Regions from separate parts of the Homo sapiens genome. Here region 2 is linked to region 1. Evidence: chromatin contacts called from ENCODE Hi-C data. All regions are on one chromosome and are shown on one strand. The core of a region is the stretch at or near the end of the contact, and the rest is flanking DNA. Distances in the headings are between cores, read along the strand shown. Region 1 holds the start of GPAM (glycerol-3-phosphate acyltransferase, mitochondrial). Region 2 holds the start of TRUB1 (TruB pseudouridine synthase family member 1).

Evidence for each region. A loop is a pair of places that touch in the nucleus more often than their neighbours do. Pooled maps may share reads with other maps.
Region 2: a loop to region 1 is called in a map of CD8-positive, alpha-beta T cell, with 17 times the contacts of the local background. The contact joins the promoter of TRUB1 here to the promoter of GPAM in region 1. A Hi-C loop is called at or near these places in 4 of 168 maps with a recorded cell type or tissue (CD4-positive, alpha-beta T cell and CD8-positive, alpha-beta T cell), 1 of 37 single-sample maps with no recorded cell type and 8 of 50 pooled maps.

What each region holds. Positions count from the first base shown.
Region 1 is chr10:112,182,195-112,188,304 of GRCh38, forward strand. It overlaps GPAM (glycerol-3-phosphate acyltransferase, mitochondrial), which reads right to left and starts at 1,571. Exons shown (of 22, transcript NM_001244949.2): 1 at 1,499-1,571; 2 at 600-697. RefSeq lists a silencer at 1,489-1,718.
Region 2 is chr10:114,935,365-114,941,994 of GRCh38, forward strand. It overlaps TRUB1 (TruB pseudouridine synthase family member 1), which reads left to right and starts at 2,831. Exons shown (of 8, transcript NM_139169.5): 1 at 2,831-3,175. The coding sequence starts at 2,890. RefSeq lists an enhancer at 2,663-3,202.

The DNA.
Region 1 (6,110 bases), core at 321-2,820:
TTGCAAATGAAAATAAGAGCTTATTCTTATTTCATTTTTGTTAATTGAATAGTTCCTGGCAGAAGGAAGGCATGTTTATTTAATTAAGGCAATTAGGGCACCCCTTAAGTTCCCGTACTTAAATTAAGATCTTAATTTTCTTGTGATGTCCTAAAAGAACATTTTCACTTTTAATACAAAGGTAATACAAAGCTACAAAGCTCTGAAAGAAAAGCACACTATTTTGAAATATCTGATGTATAAGTTTTCATCCTTTTCGATAAGCTTTTTTCTACCCTAAGGAAAAAGATTCACTAAGAGTAAACTCCTAGAATAGATATTAATCCAAAATATAAAAACTTTCAAACATAATCTCTAGCCTCACATTATTTTTGCTTTTGGCTGTTTCTCACCTGGCCTAAAATTATTCCTTTAAAATCCTGAAAGGTCATGTCTAGATTAACAGTGTTCCTTTGGAAGGCATATTCCAATTTCTTTACAATCCCCACATGGGTTGGCTACAGTCACTGTTATTCTCGGCATAACCACCTATGTCCTTAAAAATTTAACATAAGTACAATCTAACATAACAGGCTAGGGGAGAGAATAAACCAATGCACCTGGGATGAAAGTTCTTCTGTTTCATAACATAAAACTTCAGGACTCAGCTATCAGTTTCGGGTGCAGAATGTCCATACAACAGGGGAGCCGCTGCTGCCTGAGAAAATGAAGTGAAGAGAGGATGAGGAGAGGACAAAGAGGCTCGTTTGTGCCAACAGGAGGTCCACGTTTTGCACTTCCTCCCTCCGCACAGTTCGCTCTAGGTCAAGGAGTAATAAAGAAGCAATATCCCAGAGGCACCAGCCAGCAGCATGCGCTGAGAGAAGCTGACTAGAGGATCTGAAAAGGACAGAGGCTGGAAGACCAGCTGTGAGGTTTAAATCTTCCACTGCTTACCATCTGTGTGATTTTTTATTACCATAAGTTGGTTAACTTCTATGCCTTAGTTTTCCCATCTGGAAAATGGGCAGAATGATAGCTCTTAACCTCCTGGATTGTTGAGAGGACGGAATAATATAAACAAAGGGTCTACCACAGTGTGTAACACACAGTGAGCGCTCAGTCCAATCAATGGTAACGCTGTCATTAATTATCTCCAGCATACCGGCTGCTCTCAGAGTACCCCTTACTGCCTCAATGTTCCCTAGGGACCCAGGCGGGCTGGCTGGCGGCGCCTCCGCGCGTGCAGATACTTAGGGGACTGAGTCCATAAGGACTCCTTCCAACCCAGGGGAACCCATGCCCCAGCGCAGTCTCCCCAGGAGAGATGAATCCTGATCCCCACCCCTGCACGAGCCCGACCGATTTCTCAGGGAGAAGACCGGAGCTCGGGTGTCAGGGAATAGGGGACACGACTGCCCCAGCAACTTGCAGGAGTCGCACCACCTCCATGCACTTGTCCCGGCGCTCCCGGCCCGAGTAGCCTCCCGCAGCCCACACCTGCCCTGGCAGTTCGCACCCTAGCAGCTCCAGCTTCGGCTGCTGCAGAAGCCCGCACTTCCAGTCCCGGCCAATGCCAGCTGCAGTGGCGCACCCTGATGACGCAACCGGCGCGTGGCATTGACGCGGGGCCGCCGGCTAGCCAGCGCCGGGGGCGGGGCCCGGCCTGCGAGCCTCAGGGAGCGTGAGCGGATCCGAGGGTGTAATGTGTGTACTCGAGTGTGCGTGCCTGTGTGTGGCTAAAGATAGTGTGTGAGCGCCTGGACAGATGGTTACCCTGCCTAGGCCATGCGTGTGTGAGTGTGTGTGGGTACCTCATTCTGCTTTGTGTAAATTCAGCTTATCCGGGAGCTTGTCCCTCTTCCAGGCTCTGTTGGGAATGTGCGCGTGGGCTATCAGGTTATGTGTGTGGTCTGACTTTTTATGAGATCTGTAAGACTATGTAGGATTTACTACGAATGGGAGAGGCAGGGATTGCAAATGGCCATGTTGTGTAATTTCTACCAAAGTGGCTGAGTGCCTTTTCCTTTAAGGAGGAAAATGAGATATGAAAAGAAGCAAATAAGGCTTGTAGTATAAAAAGCCTCAGTTAGGAGAAATAAGGGCTTTTTTCCCCCTTCGGACTATATGTTACACAGCATGGTGAATATAGTAAATAATAATGTATTATACAGTTCAAAATCGCTAAGAGTACATTTCAAAAGTTCTCACCATGAAAACTGAGAAGTATTTGAGGTGGATATGTCAATTAGCTTGATTCAGTTATTCCACATTGTATTCATAAGTCATAACATCGATTTGTACCCCCTAAATATATGCAACTATTTAGATAGTTTAAAATTTATAGCAATCCAGTCTAGCCAGCTAAGATGGAGCAACAGGACTGAATTTACTCTCCTGCCTAAAACAACTAAAAACAAAAACAAACAGGCATTTATAAGACAATGGCTTTTAAACGTTGTGCTGGACAGTGGTCCTTGAGGAGGGAAAACAAATGAGGTGAGCCCTATGATTGCCTTGATTTACTAACTAGAGGGAGCAGCCAAAAAGAGCTAGGCAGACTCCCTGAGTTGAAGAGATAGAACTGGGAGAGCAGGGAGGCCAAAGCAGCTGGAACTGTGAGTTGTATATCAGAAAGGAGAAAGCTACACAGAGAAAGAAGGAGCTGTGGAGATCTACAACAGATCTCACTCCAGTCTTCCGCTGATTAGAGCATGTGTGTGAGGAAGCTACCTAAGGGCAGGAAATAATCATGTATGAAGAAAAGAGAGAGCAATTACTAAAGTTTGCACAGGGTAGGAAATTAATTCTGCTCCCACAAGGCAGAGTAGAAAGATACCCAGTGATTATACAGGACCAGAAATAGTGCCTGATCCTGGCACCCCGACTGGAAAACCTCATAATTCACAACTCAAATGGTTTTGCTTCAGTAGTGGGGCAAAATTAGCTCTAATGTAAAAGCTACTCTGATTCTATCTTAGAAATCTTAAAAGCCAGCCACCAAAGGATTAAACCGTTTTTGAGAACAAAGTGTCCCAGAGCAAAGCACAAGAATATTTACAGGAAATTAAAAATAACCAACACCTAACAAGGTAAAATTTGCAACATCTGGAATCCAAACAGAATTATCAGGCATGCGAAAAGAAGCAGGAAATGAGAAAAAAAAATCAACCAATTGAAATCATCCCAGAAATGACAGAGATGATAAAATAAGAGAACAAGGACATTAAGAAAGTAATTATGACTGTATTCAATGTTTTCAACAAGTAGAAAAAATAAACTGAGCATGGGAAGTAGAGATGTGAAAAATCTTTAAAAAAAAAAAAGACACAAACCAAACATCTAGGAGATAATAAAACCACATCTAAGATTTTTAACACCCTAACACACACACACAGACACACACACACACACACACACACACACACACACACACACACACAGGATTAATAGGTTAGACATTACTAAAAAAGAAACAGTAAAAAACCTGACGGGAGGCTGAGGCAGGAGAATGGCGTGAACCCAGGAGGCAGAGCTTGCAGTGAGCCAAGATTGTGCCACTGCACTCCAGCTTGGGTGACAGAGCGAGACTCTGTCTCAAAAACAAAAACAAACAAACAAAAAAAAACTTGAAAGCATTGTGATAGAAACTATCCAAAATGAAACACTAAGGGAAGAAAAATACTGAAAGTAAAAGTAGAGTATCAGTGAGCCTAGTATACATGCAATTGTAGTCCCTGAAGAAAATGAGAAATATGAGGTGAGAATAGATTAGGGAGGACAGAAAAAAGCATTTGAAAGAATAATTGATGAAAACTTTCCAAATTTGACCAAAACTATAAACTTATAAACCCAAAAAGCTCAACAAACTCAGTAGAAACATGAAGAAAACCATACCAAGAAACATCACAATCAAAATGCCTAAAGCCACTGATAAAGAGAAAATCTTAAAAGCTATCAGAGAGAAAAAAAAAGACATTACTGTACAGAGGAACAAAGATAAGAATGACAGCAGATTTCACATCAGAAAAATGCAAACCAGAAGATGGTGGAGCAGCATCTGAAGTACTGAATGAAGAACCTATCAATCAAGAGTTCTTTTTATATTAATATATGGTATGTACATTTTATATATTTTTATATATATCAAAAAAATAAAATAAAAACATATTTTGACATCGAATTGCCAAAAGAATTCATCACCAGCAGGACCGTTCTATAAGCAATGTTAAAGAAAGTCTTTCAGGCAAAAAAAAAATGCTGTCAGATGGAATTCTGAATCTATGCAAAGGAATTAAGAGCTTAAGAAACCACAAATACGTAGGTAAATAATTTTTCTTATTTTTTAAACCCTTTTATTTTAATTTATTTTATTTTATTTTTGAGATGGAATCTCGCTCTGTCACCCAGGCTGGAGTGCAGTGGTGCAGTGGCGTGATCTCAGCTCACTGAAACCTCCTCCTCACAGGTTCAAGCAATTTTCATGCCTCAGCCTCCCGAGTAGCTGGGATTACAGGCACCCGCCACAACGCCCAGCTAATTTTTTTCTGTATGTTTAGTAGAGTTGGGGTTTCACCATATTGCCCAGGCCGGTCTCGATCTCCTGACCTCAAGTGATGCGCCTGCCTCGACCTCCCAAAGTGCTGGGATTATAAGAGTGAGCCACCATGTCAGCCATTAAAACTCTTTTAAAACATGATTGCTTAATGCACAAACAAAAACAATATTTTGTGGGGTTTATAACATGTACAAATAAAATGTATGATGACAACAGCACAAAGTCCAGGAAGGGAGAAGTATTCTGTTGTAAGATTCTTATCTTACGCACCAAGCAGTATAATATACTTGAAGGTAAACTGTAATAAGTTAAAAATGTATACTTTAACTCCTAAAGCAACTACTATGAAAGCAAAACTAAGAGTTATTGTTAACACATCAACAAAGAAGCTTAAGTCGAATTTTTAAGATGTTTAATGAATTCAAAAGAAGGCAGTAAATGATGGGGGAGAAAAGAAAGAATAGATAGAATAAAGAGAAAATACATGGCAAGATGATAGATTTAAGCTCATATAAGTAATCACCCTAATTAAAAGGCAGATATTGTCAGACTGGAAAAAAAATGAAGATCCAATGATATGCCACCTATTTAAAAACTCACTTTAAATATTAAGACAAGTAAAAGTAAAAGGTTAGAAAACAGTATGCTATACTAATGCTAATCAAAAGAAATATAGGTGGGTATATTAATATCATATAATTTCAATACAAAGAATATTATCAGAAATATAGAGGATCATTTTATAATGATAAAAGGGTCAATTCATAATGAGGACAAACTGATTCTACATATTTATTCCTCTAATACAGCACTTCAAAACATATAAATCAAAAACTAATCGAATTGCAAGAAGAAATTTTAAAAATCTACAATTGTAGTCAGCCATTTCAATACCCCTCCCCCAATAACTAATAGAACTGTGGGTAAAAAATTAATAAGGATGTAAAAGGCTTGTACAATACTATCAACCCAACTTGATCTAATTGACATTTATAGAACATGCCACCCAATAACAGGAAAATAAACATTCAAGTGTGCACAGAACATCCACCAAGATAGGTCATATTCTGGATCATAAAACAAGTCTTGATGCACATATAAGGATCCAAATCATAAAACATATACTCTGAGCACGGTAGAAATTAGAAACCACTAACTTAAAGGTATTTGGAAAATCCTTAACTATTTAGAAACTCACATACTTTTAAAAAATCATGCTGTAAAAAAGAAAAATGAAAATTTGTAAGTACCTTGAACTAAATGATAATGAAAACACAATATATCATACTTTGAGGAATGCAGCTAAAACAGTACTTAGAAATTTATGGCACTAAAACACCTATACTAGAAAAAAAGAAAGATCTCAAATTATTTATCTCAGATTCAGCCTTAAGAAAAAAGTATAAATTAAACCCAAAATAAGCAAAACAAAAACAGAAAATAATAAAGGGCAGATATCAACGAAAGCAGAAAAATTTTTAAGTAGGAAAATAAAAAACAATTGAAACTGAAAGTTAATTTTTTGAGAAAATCCATAGAGTTAATGAACCTCTAGCCAGATTCATAAGGAAAA
Region 2 (6,630 bases), core at 1,581-4,080, 2.8 Mb after region 1:
GCCCAACCTCCAACACTGGGAGCTAAACCATTCACGAGGGGTCCACTCCTGTGACCCAATCACCTACCACCAGGCCCAACCTCCAACACTGGGAGCTAAACCATTCACGAGGGGTCCACTCCTGTGACCCAATCACCTACCACCAGGCCCAACCTCCAACACTGGGAGCTAAACCATTCACGAGGGGTCCACTCCTGTGATCCAATCACCTACCACCAGGCCCAACCTCCAACACTGGGAGCTAAACCATTCACGAGGGGTCCACTCCTGTGATCCAATCACCTACCACCAGGCCCAACCTCCAACACTGGGAGCTAAACCATTCATGAGGGGTCCACTCCTGTGATCCAATCACCTACCACCAGGCCCAACCTCCAACACTGGGAGCTAAACCATTCATGAGGGGTCCACTCCTGTGATCCAATCACCTACCACCAGGCCCAACCTCCAACACTGGGAATCACGTTTCAACATGAGATTTGGAGGGAACCAACATCCGAATCATTTTCATGGTATGTCAGGTGAGATGTGCCATGGAAAAAAATAAAGCCAGAAAGTTAGCTAGGAAAGTGCCATGGTAGAGGGATAGAAAGAGGGAGGTATTATGTTCTGTAGGTGGTCAGGAGTGACTTCATCCAGAAGATTTTTGGAATTGGATCAAAATAGGATGGTTTAAAACAAGGATGTGGAATGAAGAGTTAGAATAAAAGGCCTGTTAGAAACAGGAAAGAGGAATAAAGACACAAGTGGGCCAGGCGTGATGGCTCGTGCCTGTAATCCCAGCACTTTGGGAGGCCGAGGCAGGCGGATCACCTGAGGTTGGGAGTTCATGACCAGCCTGACCAACATGGAGAAACCCCGTCCCTACTAAAAATACAAAATTAGCTGGGCATGGTGCCACATGCCTGTAATCCCACCTACTCAGGAGTCTGAGGCAGGAGAATCATTTGAACCCGGGAGGCGGAGGTTGCAGTGAGCTGAGATTGTGCCACTGCACTCCAGCCTGGGCAACAAGAGTGAAACTCTGTCTCAAAAAAAAAAAAAAAAAAAAAAAAGACACAAGTGAGTAGCATAAAAGAAGGATGTGCAGCTAGAGACAGAGAACTTTCTAGGTTCTGAATAGTGTGTCAGTGTATTTCTGATAAATCTTCTCCCCCTGTGCCCCCAAGCTGGTATGAATCAGTTTTCTGTTGACCAAAGAGCCCAAACTCATACATGTATTGGAGCAAAAAAAACCTGTGAATTCAAGGCCTGCCCAATGTGGGAGATGTTGATTACCTTAGAAAAACAAAGCTTGGTGCTTCTGATCCCAAGAATGCCGATATAATAGCAGAGTAGCATTAATTTTGTTGTGTCCTAGCATCCCAGAAATCAAACATGCAAGAAATATACATTTCTTCATTTTCTTTAAATCAGATTAACTCTGGTCCTACACTGGGCTGATGGAAAATTCAAATATAAGCATCATATGTTACCCCTAGTTCTGTTCTCCCTCTGCATCCCTCACCCCCAGAGCCACAAGAGAAATAGGGAGGCTTGCTGATGTCCGGACAATTGGGAAAAGGCCTCTAATCTCCAAGTGCCTTGGAGTCATCCAAGTCATCATTGATCAAGCCTTGCAACCTTCCCTGCAAGTCCCTGGCTCTCTGCTTCCATGGCACAAGAATAGAGAACTCTTTCCTGAGGCTAATGGACACCATGCTCCTTTGGGTGCAGTCATCCCTTCTGAAGTCACAACATCTTTGTGGAAAAATTAACATCTTGAAGCAGGGCCAGGTGTCCACTAATCCTGTGATATGCCAATCTTTTCAGTTAGCTTAGGCTTTTATAATAGACCACAAGAGTAAGTGACTTCCTTCTAGGAGTTTCAGCTTTCCACCCTGAAAAAACTCCCTCAAAGATTTTTTTTTCCTTTTAATAAATTGTTCTGCCATGTGTCTGTTGCACGAATGGGTGCAAGTTCAAATGGGACCCCATAACTGGTGATTGTGAGCAGCTAAGGGGCATCACTAAAATACTAGATATTAAAGTCCAAGAGTATGATGAGGACAAAGAGTGGTTGTAAAGAAACCTAAAAAACAATGAGGGCAAACTTTATCTGTCTCACAATAGTTATGATAGCATTTAATGTTTCTGGTGCAGAAGTAATTTTTCTCCACTCTGCCTTGTGCTGGAATCAAAACAATATTCCTCAATCTTGTTAGGGAGTGAATAACTTTTAGGGAGAAGGTCTCAAATGGGAAGTGGTTTAAAGTTTATGAATTGCAAGAATACCTTTTGATATCTAAACAAAGTGTACTAAGGAATTCAACCCACAGAAGAGCTGATATTCAAAATCAGAATTATTAAAAATTGTAGTGGGGTCAGTGGGGGTTTGGGGAGGGTGAACAGGAGTGCATGAAGAGCATCAAAATAAGCACAAGTGATTTACCATTGGCTTGGTTTCTTCGGGGAATTTGAAGAATTCATACTTATTTATACGTTTTCAAATATTTATTTAAGTGCCTACAACATGTGAGGCATTTGGGAATGTCTCAGTTAACGTGGTACATAAGTTCCTTGCTCTAATAGAGCTCACATTTGGATGTCTTCTAATTCTGAACCTGAATGTAAGAGCACAATACAATCAATGAAGCAGTGAGCCCAGGAAGCCATGGATCTTCACAAGCCTCAGGAAAAGTCAACATTTAAAATTTTCTATTTAAAGTCCAAGGGCACAGCAAGCTCTTGGTCTATATGGGAAGGCCATGGACTACAATTCCCACAAGTCCGTGCGACCTCTCCGTTCTGCGCAGCTTCGCGGTATGAGGAAGAGGGTCCTGTCAGGCGCACTCTTGTTGCATCATCAGCGTGCACCTCCACGATGAAACAGGTCTGGGCTACAAAAGTATGGCCGCTTCTGAGGCGGCGGTGGTGTCTTCGCCGTCTTTGAAAACAGACACATCCCCTGTCCTTGAAACTGCAGGAACGGTCGCAGCAATGGCTGCGACCCCGTCAGCAAGGGCTGCAGCCGCGGTGGTTGCGGCCGCGGCCAGGACCGGATCCGAAGCCAGGGTCTCCAAGGCCGCTTTGGCTACCAAGCTGCTGTCCTTGAGCGGCGTGTTCGCCGTGCACAAGCCCAAAGGGCCCACTTCAGCCGAGCTGCTGAATCGGTTGAAGGAGAAGCTGCTGGCAGGTACTGCAGCCCGGGTGGGGACCAGGCTGAGGCGGTCGCTGCGAGAGGGGAAGCACATTAGGCTTTTTGCGACGCTCGTGATTCAAGAGACAAAAGGAGGGGAAAGGGAGACTGACCATTGAATTAGCTCTGGACAGGAATCTCGGGCATCTCGGGCTTGGACTTGCCCTGGCACGAACTCTTGTAGCCTACTTGGCAGTTGTAGTTCTCAACGGGAGGAAAAAAATCCCGTACTTACACAATAAAACCCTGCCCTTGGGCGTGCAGACCTGTTTTCTGTAATCTGATCGATCCCTCAGGAGGCTTTTGTTGGGTTCATGTGGATGAACCCCAAAAGGAAGTACTGGTTCTGCACCCCTAAAGTTGCATTCCTCAAAATGTATTGGAAATGCAGATATACTTCGTTAACCAAGACTTAATATAGTCGTTTTCACATTTTAATGGGCCTAACAATTACTTAGAGTCTCTTGTACAAATACAGATTCCTAATCCCTGCCCTGTCCGAGATTGTGATTCGGAGAGTTCGGGGTATTTTTAGGAAACTGCAATTCTAAATAGTTGCTCCAGGTGATTCCAGTGTAAGTAGTTTATGGACCACATTTGAGGAACACTAAATATAACTTGGCCACTAAGCTGAGAGTGTTCATTTTATTGATTCGTTTATTCACGTACACTGGGAAAATAGTAGAAAAGCCTAGAGAATCACCCCGTTAATCAGCTCGGATGATTTCACACATAAAGCATCCAGGATCCTTAAGTTCATTGGACATATACAATAAGCCAGGTCTGTGCTAGCCTATAGAGACTTGAAGATGAAAGATAACTCTCTTACCTTAACTGAGCTGATAGCCTAGTAATTTCTGCACCTTGTGGTGGTAAAACTAGTTAGTTAGGTTATTCAAGGCCCTCCAGAGTTTGGCCGTATTCTGTCTCGCCATTAAACCAGTAACAGGGACTTTCTTACATTGTTTAGTGTCCCATGGAAAACTTTACACTTTAAAAAAATGCAAAAACAAATTATTCTGATGGGAATTATAACTGACAGTACAGATTTAAGTGTTTATGGGCAAATAGGTACACTCCTGCAGATGTTTAATTCCAGTATCACGACTACTTATTCTTTTATTAAAGTTTTGCTTTGTTGCCTGAAAGTATGGGTCATACAGAGGACGTCAAAGTGAGGAATTGCATCAAGGATATGTATTGTGGTATCATCATAGTTTTTTAGTTTTCCTTCATAGAACTGCTGCTTTCCTGATTTGTTAGCTAAACTCTGGGTTTCTTTTCTTTTTTTTTTTTTTTTATCCTTAAGGTAATGATTACCATTCTTTCAGACAAGTTTCTGACAAAGCCATATTCTGGCCTTCTGGCTAATCTGCCTCTAAGAACTGAAGTTTCTTGTTGAATCTTGGTTAAAATGTTTCAAGGCTCTTGCTAGGCTAGAACCTTTAGCTAGAGACATTCTCATTATCCTCGATTTCTATATTGCTTGTGATTGGCCTATTTTGTATTTATGTTAGTTAGGCTAGGGCTTTCCAAATGTCATTGTAATTGGCTGTCAGAATTGCTTGGGAAGTTTTTGTTTTTGTTTTTGTTTTTGAGATGGAGTTTCGCTGTTGTTGCCCAGGCTGGAGTGCAATGGCAAGATCTCGGCTCACTGCAACCTTCCCCTCCTGGGTTCAAGTGATTCTCCTGCCTCAGCCTCCCAAGTAGCTGGGATTACAGGCATGCACCACCATGCCCAGCTAATTTTGTATTTTTGGTAGAGACGGGGTTTCTCCATGTTGGTCAGGCTGGGCTCGAACTCCCGACCTCAGGTGATCTGCCCGCCTCAGCCTCCCAAAATGCTGGGATTACAGGCATGAGCCACCACTCCCGGCCTTGGGAAGGTTCTTAAAGATACCTACATTCTAATGCCATGTTTGACAACCATGATCAGTGGTTGTGTCCTCTAATACCATTCCTTGTCTTTCTTTGCATTGATTCCTATTATGCTACAATCTCTACTGTTTGTCTGTTGGGATCCTTCAAAGCCCTAAGTGTACCAGAATTTTATAGCTAGAAAATAATAAAAATCCACGAATACTTAGTTCAGTGGGGTGAACCAAATTCCCCACTTTATATAGTAGAGGCAGTACGTCTGCAAGTTAGAAGGAGGTATATTTGGGCACAAAGGGAAGATAGTATATTTATGGGGCCTTCTTACTCCAAGGGGTGTCAAGTTGAAAATGTAAAGAGTTCCCCAAAAGGTTTCTGTTAATTTATGAGTGAGAGATCCATGATGGATTGCAAGTGACAGATCAAGGGTTTGAAACTGAGGTCTGGCCTTAGAAGTTTATGTCAAAGCAGACAACCATACCCTTCTAAGTATGGTGATGTCATAATTAGGGAATGACGCCAGGGTGTTCCAGAGACCATGGTTCTGACTCAGTAGAGTGGTAATTTTGTTGGGAGGCCGAGCCACCCAGCATATCCTTTTGGCCATTTAATCTGGCTTCTGCATTTCCACTGTTGCTTTGTTTTCCCTCCTCCCTTCTCTGTCCACTCGTTTCGTTTTCTTTGCTTTATTTTCTTTCTGCTCAGTGTCAGTGTTGATAAGGAAGGTTTGATGGGCTTGGGGGCAGGTATAGATCAATGTAGCAGTTCCTGCTTTTCTCTTCTTTCTCACTTGAAGTCTAATAGCCAATACTCTCTCAGTATGTTATATGCCATCATCAAAAACAATTTATATTTATCCAGAAGGAAGCACTGGCTCTGTCTCCCCAAAGTACTTTCAAGTAACATTATTTTGCATTATCTTTTTTTTTTTTTTAAACAGGACAGGATCTCACTCTGTTGCCCAGGCTGGAATACAGTGGCACAGTCTTGGCTTACTGCAACCTCTGCCTCCTGAGCTCAAGCAGTCCTCTCACCTAAGCCTCCCCAGTAGCAAGGACTATAGGTGCACACCACCATGCCCACCTAATTTTTGTATTTTATTTTGGGTAGAGACAGGGTTTCCCTGTGTTGCCTAGGGTGGTCTCAAACTTCCAGGTTCAAGTGATCCACCCATCTCGGCCTCCCAAAGTGCTGGGATTACAGGCATGAGCCACTGTGCCCGGCTCACTTTATGTTTACAACAGGAATATGAGATAAGCCGGGCTGGCATCCTCTTTTTAAAAATCTAAATGCTTAGGAAGTTAAGGTGCAACTTAATCTTAGCTGCTTTCCACATAACGTTTTGTTGAGATTCGCTTCCTTTGTTTATTTATTTATTTTTTTTTGAGACGGAGTCTTGCTCTGTCGCCCAGGCTAGAGTGCAGTGGCGTGATCTTGGCTCACTGCAAACTCCGCCTCCCAGGTTCACACCATTCTCCTGCCTCAGCCTCCTGAGTAGCTGGGACTACAGGCACCCGCCACCACGTCCGGCTAATTTTTTGTATTTTTAGTAGAGACGGTGTTTCACCGTGTTAGCC